Linked DNA regions of Homo sapiens: region 1 is linked to region 2. The links are chromatin loops, found by intact Hi-C in ENCODE. Cell type or tissue: heart left ventricle. All regions are shown on one strand.

The links. A loop is a pair of places that touch in the nucleus more often than their neighbours do. Peaks named below come from ENCODE experiments on the same cell type or tissue, not always from the same donor. Only the 100,000 strongest peaks of a DNase experiment are listed, where the experiment ranks them.
Region 1: it touches region 2 in a loop (2.8-fold over the local background); 37 of 110 quality-filtered maps call a loop at or near these places.

What each region holds. Positions count from the first base shown.
Region 1 is chr5:60,958,064-60,963,063 of GRCh38, reverse strand. All of the region lies in intron 1 of NDUFAF2 (NADH:ubiquinone oxidoreductase complex assembly factor 2), which reads right to left. Among named protein-coding and RNA genes, the nearest start is that of NDUFAF2, 15 kb to the right of the region's middle. In heart left ventricle, CTCF peaks have their summits at 2,237 (motif pointing right) and 3,812 (motif pointing left); no DNase peak of the experiment used is centred here.
Region 2 is chr5:61,663,725-61,668,724 of GRCh38, reverse strand. All of the region lies in intron 1 of LINC03122 (long intergenic non-protein coding RNA 3122), which reads right to left. LINC03152 (long intergenic non-protein coding RNA 3152) reads left to right here. Exons shown (of 8, transcript NR_109910.1): 7 at 848-968. It also overlaps the pseudogene RNU6-913P. Among named protein-coding and RNA genes, the nearest start is that of LINC03122, 28 kb to the right of the region's middle. In heart left ventricle, no CTCF peak of the experiment used is centred here; a DNase peak (open chromatin) is centred at 2,374; H3K4me3 peaks cover 399 bases; H3K27ac peaks cover 557 bases.

The DNA of each region.
Region 1 (5,000 bases), 710 kb after region 2:
AAATACAAAAATTAGCCAGGCATGGTGGCACGTGCCTGTAGTTCCAACTACTCGGGAAGCTGAGGCAGGAGAATGACTTGAACCTGGAAGGCGCAGGTTGCAGTGAGCCGAGATCGCGCCACTGCACTCCAGCCTGGGCTATAGAGCAGGACTCTGTCTCAAAAATAAATAAATAAATAAATAAATGACAATCTCTTTGTTTATAAGTCAGTCTCTCCATTTTTTTTTTTTTAAGATGCAGTCTCACTCTGTCACTTGGCTGGAGTGCAGCGGTGTGATCTTGGCTCACTGCAACCTCCGCCTCCCGGGTTCAAGCAATTCTCCTGCCTCAGACTCCAAAGTAGCTGGGACTACAGGCGCGTGCCACCAGGCCTGGCTAATTTTTTGTATTTTTTAGTAGAGATGGGGTTTCACCGTGTTAGCCAGGATGGTCTCGATCTCCTGACCTCGTGATCTGCCCACCTCGGCCTCCCAAAGTGTTGGGATTACAGGCGTGAGCCACCACGCAATTTTCTAATGTTTATGAATGTAGCACAAGGTGAATGCAAAGTAAAATTGCAAATCTCAAAAAGATAAAGTTTCATGAAGTCTATGAAAATAATATAGCTTCATGAGAAAATTATTACTTTCTAATTGAAAACGTGGCCAAGGTAGTTAGACCAATAAGAATTGGAACATGAAAGGTGTTTAAAGGACAGTGAATACAGTATTAATCACTGAGTAATAAAAATCTTTAGAAAACTTGATGATGCTTTCAACTTTTGCAAAAAAAGTCACTTTTGTTAATTCCATGGAGACAAATGTGAAAAGAAGAATGTCATATTGTGCTATCATAGTTTTGTCAGAAAACCTATGTTAAAAAAATCAGTACTTGTTCACTACAAAAAAAAAAAACCAAGATAACTATGTGAGGTGAAAGATATGTTGCCTAAGCTTGATTGTGGTAATCACGAAGTATATATCAATGTATACATATATTTATGGTGTTCAAGCATACTCAACAATATAAATATATACAATTTGTATTTATAAATTGAACTTCAATAAAGCTGGAGGAAAAAATAGTACTTAATTCATTCTTTTTTAAGATTTTTTTTTTTTTAGAGAAAGAGTCTTGCTGTGTCACTCAGGCTGGAGTGCAGTGATGCAATCATAGTTAACTGTAACCTCAAACTCCTGAGCTCAAGCGATCCTGCTACCAAAGCTTCCTAAGTAGGACCACAGATACTGATTCATTCTTAATTCTAATAATTAGCTAAGGTTGCAATTACATAGTAAATTTTTTTTTTTTTTTTTTTGAGACAGAGTCTCCTTCTGTTGCCCAGGCTAGAGTGTGGTGGCACAATCTCGGCTCACTGCAACCTCTGCCTCCTGGGTTCAAGCGATTCTCCTGTCTCAGCCTCCTGAGTAGCTGGAATTACAGGCATTTGCCACCATGTCTGGCTAATTTTTTTTTTTTTTTTTTTTTTGAGACAGAGTCTTGCTCTGTCGCCCAGGCTGGAGTGCAGTGGCACAATCTCGGCTCACTGCAAGTTCCGCCTCCCGTGTTCACGCCATTCTCCTGCCTCAGCCTCCGGAGTAGCTGGGACTACAGGCACCCGCCACCATGCCCGGCTAATTTTTTGTATTTTTAGTAGAGACAGGGTTTCACTGTGTTAGCCAGGATGGTCTCGATCTCCTGACCTCGTGACCCACCCGCCTTGGCCTCCCAAAGTGCTGGGATTACAGGCGTGAGCCACCGTGCCCGGCCTAATTTTTGTATTTTTAATAGAGATAGGGTTTCACCATGTTGGCCTGGCTGATCTTGAACTCCTGACCTCAGGTGATGCACCCGCCTTGGCCTCCCAAAGTGCTAGGATTACAGGCGTGAACCACCATGCCTGACCAAGTTATACAGTAAATTTTGCTGAAGACTTTAAGTTTCATTTTTCAACATAAAGAGCAAATCGAACTTCATCCTCTCTCTCATTCACCACCACCACCACCACTACCACCACCATCATCCATCACCACTACCATCAACAATAATAATTTATTTTACAAGACTTCATCCTTGAACAGGTTGCTTTAGGTGGTCCCTTTTGAGCACTTTCTGTCCTCTTTGAAGGTAATGTATGCTTAATCGGAGTTATATTTTTAATAAATAAAACAGAAAATAATTTTCTGTCATTTATTCAGCTGAGGGGAAAAAAAGTGTAAACACAATCTCTAGCAAAGGATGCAATTTGTGAGTTGGACCACAAGATGGAGGCACCAGTCACCTAAACGGAAATAAAGATAAAAGCAAAAAAACAGCCTTTTAAGTGTAAAAATAACAAACCTAATTTTAAAAAAAATCAGGTACATTTCCAATTCATTTTATAAGAATGGAAATTTATTCAAACAATCAAACAGTGAAGTCTGACATATAGTTCTGAAGATACTATCTCTACCAAACCCAATTCAATTGAAAAATCTCAAAAGCAACCTTGTCAACTCACTTTTACAACTCTTGCAGAGTAAGTCACACTTACAAAGTCTTCAAACAGCAGCAGAAAGGAACTGCTGAACTGAGTAGTACTTTGAAAAGTGAGGGAGTATGAAAAGTAATAGTTTCATGTGATTTACACTGATGCAGAGAAACTGGGTTTTACACAAAAAGAATGCAAATTGAGTTTCATAGCTACGTGATATTGACAAATCAACACTAGACATATTATTTTCCCTCATTTATTATATTCTTCAACAAATACAGCGAGTCACAACAAATGCTAGGCATAGTGCCTATACACAGTATTTAAGAAATACTAATTCTCATTATTGTTATTATTGACACTACTATTCTTAATATAAAGCAATTACAAAACCCTCAAAACAAAAGGAGACAAATAACTCTTTTTCTCTTACATGAAATATTTTCAACCTCACTTAGAAACATAACCCAGCTTAGTCACTCATCCATTATTAGTTCCATTTCTGTTAAAATGTTTCATATTTCTATGGCAGGGAAAACTAGAATTCAAGATTAAGGTTCCTTAACTTCATAAGCATAAAGCATAAAGAACTGACAGGTACGACTGTGAACACATTTCATCCTCCTGTTTTTCTGTTTGAAAGTGTGACACAGATGTGGTACTATTTGTATAAGTAAGGGAGAAGGGTTTTTGTTTCCCCTCAACAAAATACAATTAAATATTTAAGTACATGAACACATATACACACGAACTAAGGGAATTCAGTAAGTATTTGAAATAGTCTCAGAAGAAAACATAAGACATGAAATTTCAAAATGAAGATCAGAAAATTAAAAATCCAACCTTCAAACAACTCTGAGACAACCTGTATAAAAACTTTTAAATTACTATTTTATAGTCAACAAAGTATTTTAAAGTAAGTTCAACTTTTTATAGATATCACTAAACCGAAGGCATGTTTTAGCTAAAATCAAAATATTTTAGGATATTCTATCAATCTGATGATGCCCATGGTGATGATTACATCATGTGACCTCTGGATCTCTGATAACTAAAGAAAGAATGTTACTTACTATTGAAAAAACTAAATGTTTGATTTAAAATTTTTTTATCCATTCTTCAAAATATAATTGCCACTTCTATCATTGTGCATTACTGATTAGGAATGATCCATATTATCATTTAAAAATCTTTATCTTAAAAGTTAGTTTATAAAACAGTAGTGCAGGGCTTATTTGGAAGAAAAAATACATCCAGTTATTTTAGAGAAATGATTACTCCTTCAAATCAATTCAAAAAAAATTTAACAGTGAATCTAAAATGTTTAAAACAATTCTGCCATCTACTGGAAAAATCTGAAATGTCTTCATAATTTCCCAAATGTTAAAGAGAAAATATCACATTGAAAAGAGCTATATATCATGATCTTCCAATAGCTACTAAAAACAAGAGACTTGACTTATAATTCTGACCATTTCATTTGTTTTGATCCTTAATAACTACTTAACTGCATACTAATTCATTATAATTTTTAGTATATTTTAAATCCTAAATACAAATATGATGAGGTGAGATAATTTAAAACAATGCAGGATTACAATTACATATAATAGTGGATAACATAGGTTTTGATATATTCATCCTTATGACTGGGTATCTTAACAAGTTTGAGGCTGGCAATGAAACTATATTTAGGACACTGACTAAACCAAATCCAAACCTGAACCACACTAGAGGCGTCGTGACATTATGAAAAGATACTCCTATTTCTAATGAGAATATTTTAGTCCCTGAAGAATAATTTGGCCAATTTACCATAATAAAAAGAAAAGTATATCTTAAGCATCTGTCTCAAGATTTTGTAAAACTAGTTAACAGAAAAACCATTTTCTGTGGTTTTCTTATATTTTGTTTTGTTTTTGTCTTTATGCCTCTGGGTCCGTAAACATCTGAATTCACTGAATAGCTGCTTTTTCAGCATCTACTTTATATCCAGGCACATGCATATAAAGTACATTTAAGTATTCAGAAACATAACAATCACTTCATATTTAAAATGAGGATAATAATCCCTGGTTACATGGTTGTTATAAAAATGTTAAGTAATCAGAGTTAGCACCTAATAAATAATAGTTATCATTACTTTAAGTATCACTAAAAAGATTGGAAGATTATAAGTAGCTGAGAACAAAATGAATGAAAAAAATGTGTTTTCAATTTGTTACAAATTAAATATGAAAACTTCAGATTAAAATAGCCTATGATTCATGTTTACTTCCTTTATCTCCCAAAACCCAATTGAATTTATTAAAGAATATATGAGAGGAGATACAGCTATGCTAGAAAACAAAGGTACCATTAAAAGGTCAGACACTAAGGCCAAAAGTTCTGAAATACATAAAACAGATGTTTTGCTTAGAGCAGTAGTCAATAACTATCTGTCACATGAGAAAATTAACAAATGACACAGGATGAGATGAAAAGCAAACTTAGCAGTGCTGACTGGCCTGTGAATTAGCACAAGTGAACAGACTTGCTTAGAAAGAA
Region 2 (5,000 bases):
ACTGTGAGGACATTACCTCCCCATCCAAACCCCTTCACCAGCACTCCTGGCCAAGATGGTACATGTGCAGTGCAAGTCTTCAAGGATTTGGGGAGAGCAGTAGAATCCCTTCTTTTATGCCTTTTTCTCTTTTGGCAAAGACTGACTCCATGCTCACCAATTAGATTAGAGTCATGTCACTGGATTCTAGTCAGGCAGCCTGTACAGGGCTGGCCTTTAAAACATTCAACACAATCTTCCACTCATTCTCCCCTTCCAATTCATGAGACTGAAAGTAAAGGACCCTGCGATGGTGGAGACACGTGATGGCAAGAATCTGTATCCCTACTCAGAGAGGAGCATCAGACTGGCGTCAGACCATAACACGAGCAAGAAACATGTGCTTGGTTAAGCCACTGAGATAGGGTGTTTACTCATCACTGAAGTGCAGCCTAGTCTGTTGTAACAGATCTATCCACCTCCGACCCCAGTGTTCCCCATCCTCCGATTTCTCTCCCTTCTGTACTCTTTCTGCAGCCACCTTGGCCTCAGTCATTTCCTCACAGCACAGTATTCACAGTTGCAGCAGAGGCAGGGGAAGAAGACCCAAGAAGGGAAGACCTGGGTGCTTCTCTTCCCCTAGCATGCTATTGCACTGCCTCTCATCCTGGCTGTTCCTCTCTCTGGAATACTCTTCCTCTAGATGTTCACTCCTGGCTTCTTTTCAGCTGAAATGACTCTTTCTCAGAGAAAGTTGCTGGCACCACCCATCCACCCACAACTTCTCAACACAATACTCTTTACTGCGTTCGTAGCAGTAAATTATTCAAGAAATTATCTCATCTGTTTATTGTCTTTCTCCTTGTAGGATGTCATCTCCACCAGAACAAGGACTACGTTTTGTATGTTGCTGTTCCGTTAGTGCCAGAACATGCCCACCCCTGCTCAGTAAATAAGCGTTAAGTGAATGAATTAATAAGTGAAAGGCTGTAAGTACTTTGACCTCCAGGTTATCTAGTCTCACTCCCTTTACAGATGAGGAAATTGACTCTTTTCCCAGAAAAGAGGAAACAGAAAAGCAAAGGCAACTCTCCCATGCTAGCTGTTTCTGGAGTGCTGAACTTAGATGTGATTTATTCAAATGAAAACTCTTGGGGAATTGTTTCAGAGGGATCCGTAAAACAAATGTCATTTTTACCTAGAGAATTCACCCAACCTTCCAACCAATTTCAAATGTAGTTCTTCAATGCAGATTTAACAAATTTGAAATCTTACATAAAGCTATTTATCATCTAATGTGCGCCTGCCCTGCACCACAGTTTAAGTTACAGCTTTTTAATGTGGTAAAACATTTCAATGAAATCATCAAAATACCTTAAACCAAAACTGCTTATAAGATATTGATGAGTTTCAAGCATTGATTCCACCCCTGAAAACATCAACCTTGCTATTGGCACCATGGGCACTTCTAATAATAGCAGCCAAGGAGGTATAATGAATATCTAATGAACCATTTTGTATGTCTATGTTGCTTCTTGAATTGGAAATAAATCAATGAGCCTTACAAAATGCATATTTTAGTGATACCTCTATAAACAATAATCTTGTTTTTCTATCATGACTCGAATGTCATTCTTTTTATAATACAATTGAAGATTTAATAATTTATTATATAGATTGCCTTCCCCATTTTAGCTCTAGGTTATGTGTGTATACATAATACATATACATATAGGTCGCCTTTCCCATTTAAGCTCTAGGTTATGTGTGTATATGTATATATGTGTGTGTATATGTATATATGTGTGTATATATATGTGTGTGTGTGTGTATATATATATATATATGTACACATAACCTACAGCTTAAACGAGGAAGGCAACCTAGTCCAATGTTTGATTTTTAAAATTTTTAAAAGTCCTTGTATGTAGAAGCTCTGTGGGTCATAAAAGTAAACCAAAATGCCCACGTTCCAGGAGCAAACATAGAGGCACATAAATAGTAACTAGTAAACAAGTCATAGACGCTTCCATGAATACAATACCAGAGAAAGCCTAGATCCAGTGCTAAAGGCTGAATGAAGACCAAGAGATACGATAATCCTGCTTTACAGGCACTATAGCTGAGCCCACACTCATCTGGGCCAGTCAGACCAAGGCTGGTTTCCTTGGGCTGGAACAAGCTCCTCTGGGAACAGCGTGGTGTGTTCACCTAGAGACCTCCTCCTGACAAAGGTTTTGGCTGTGTTGTCCCACCCACTTCCTCAGCTGAAAATGGGAAATGGGGCAAGTTGCTTCCCCTCCTGCTGGCTCAAATCCTATGACCCAAAGCACGGTCTCCATCTCAGCAACTTCCCTTCCAGAGGCCAAATATAGCCATCCCTTTCCTGGCTCACTAAAATTCCAGTCAGACTGCTGTGCACAGTGACAGACGGCCAAAGAGCATCTCACCAGCCCAGCCACAGCCCAAAATAACGGCCACTTGGTTAGCACAGACTGTGGACTTTTTCTTTTTTGTTGTTGTTGAGACTTCGTTCTGAGTTATTTTTTGTTTTGGTTTTGGATTTTGTTTCGTTTTTGTAGTTTGAAAGTAAACAGAGTATCTGAAGAAGTGGCTACACCAACTTCCTACATGAGGTTCCTGGGTTTAGTTCCAGCAGTGGTGGGTAATGACCAGAAATGTACTCACCTCTTAAATCTCCCCAGCCGCCTACCCAAAAGGAGGGGCTGACAAGCGCATTTCCTCCCCATTCTGTCCAGCAGTGCCTCCTGCACACCCCAGGTCATGCTGGGACCCACCCACCATGCTACATTTTCTCCTGGGTCTCGTGGAAGGAAGACTGGGGGAGGCTGTCCTGTGGGCTGGGTGGGGACACTTCCAGACTTGCACCCATGATGCTTCTGGGCAGTAGACAGGCCCCGCCCCCAAGCTGTCAGTTCGGTGCCCTCCACAAGTTCTAAAAGGCCTTAAATTATTAATTTATTTCTTTAAAAATACACCGTGCTCAACAACAACCAAGCCCACTTTTGATCTGCATCATGACACACAAGGCTCTTGTCAACCAGATTTTGTGCAGGCCAACAGACACATCTTATTAAATCTTACCTAGCGGGTGACATGAAATTGGAGCATGCTAAAGAGATTTAGGCTGGGAAAGATGATTGTCTTCTCCATGCCCTGTTTCCAAATGCAATGAGTAATAAGCAATTTTGCAAAACTATAACCTTCAACTGTTGGAACATCTTTGTACTTTTGTTCTTCAAAGGCAGAATGTTTTCTGGAATTATGTTTCTACCTGAGGAAAAAAATATACTCCTTCAATTTCTACATGTGCAAGCATATCACACAGATATATCTCATTTCTTGTCATGTTGTATGCTGTCTCAAGATCAATAAATAATTTATGCATTTAATGCATTTATCAGCTCTCGTGTGTGTGTGTATATATATATGTAAATCTCCTATGTGTTAATGTCAAAGATGTCTTCTATATTAACGGAAAGCAAGCAACCTCTTGGGTGTTTCACCACCATGAAATTAACTTTGCATCTTACCCATCAAATGAGTGAAAAGTGAGAACAGGTCCCTGCTCTTTATAGAAAACTAAACGCTAGTTTACAACAGATAAGGAGTTACAGTAGGAATTTCACATTGCTTATCTGCTGAAATTTCTCCCCTCCCTTATTTTTTTTTTCCAAAGAAGTTCTTTATTACTCCAGGGCCACTTAGATTGTAGAGGGAATACGGCTCCTAAATTTCAACTTGTTCTATTTAAGTTGCCTTTCCTTTGCTTCCCACTTGGAGTATTTATCATGCTTGTCGTTAAGAACTGCTTCTGAGCCCTCACAGTGCCAAGCCTGGGACCAGGTGCATACGTTTGGCAGTCCTCACCTCCACTGCCATCCACAGGCTCCAATTTGGATTTAACCATGGTCATCATTCACACCCTCATGGCAGCAGGATCTAGGGGTGCCACCAATATGATGACAGGCAGTGAGCATGAGCACTGGCAGCAACTGCTTTGGGCAAAGTCACGTGGCTGCACCTGGCTCATGCTTGCTGTTCTGAGCCTGTCCCCTCTTTCCACCCACCTTCCCCATTTGGAAGACTTCTGTGTTTCAGCAATGCCATGAAAGAACCCCCAGACTGATAGAATCTGAGAGGAATGGATCTCAAAAATAATCTCGTCCAAACTGCTCATTTAAAAAATAAGGAAATGGAGTACCTGAGGGGTTAATTTCCTTGGCCACACTCACACAGGTAGTTGCTGGCAGAGCAGAGACTGGAACTAAGTATTTGAACCCACTTCCAAGGCTCCTTCCACCATACCAGTGGCTCCCAACATTTGCTGGCACAACCCACAGTCAGAAGGAAACTTTACATCCTGATCCACACACGTGCACACATGTATGCAACTTACACAAACGTTTTACAAAACAATGCTTACTATGTGACACACTTTGATCTTTTCTATTGTCGTAGATTCATTTTAAAATATTCTGGAGATTGCTTAACAGCACATAGACTCAAACTGCAACCGTACAGAGAAGATTAGCATGGCCCCTGCACAAGGATAACATGCAAATTTTTCCCATATTTTTTGTACATTTACCAAATGTTACTTTTCTTTCCAGGGATAACATTTATAGGTATACAGTCCTATAGTTTGCATTTTTCTTAGTTAGATACATCCACTGAATATTTAGGAGGACGGGGGTTGAATTAGATACAGAACAGGGTCCCTTTTAGGTCTAAGCATCATGCTCCTGATCAGGAATGATCTTCCTGTCTACCTGTCCTCAGATTAGAATGATCTGAAAGACAGAATGATCTAGTAGACAGAACACTGGACTGAGAGTCAAGGCCCAGCATCTAGTCCTGGCTCCACCAACTGCTAACTGTGTAACTTTGGGCGAGTTTCCTCTGGGTTCCGTTAACTCATCTGCATGATCAAGCTGTTACTAACTGACAGAGTTCTGAGGAGTAAATGAAATAATGCAAATTAAAGCAATAAAAAGCTC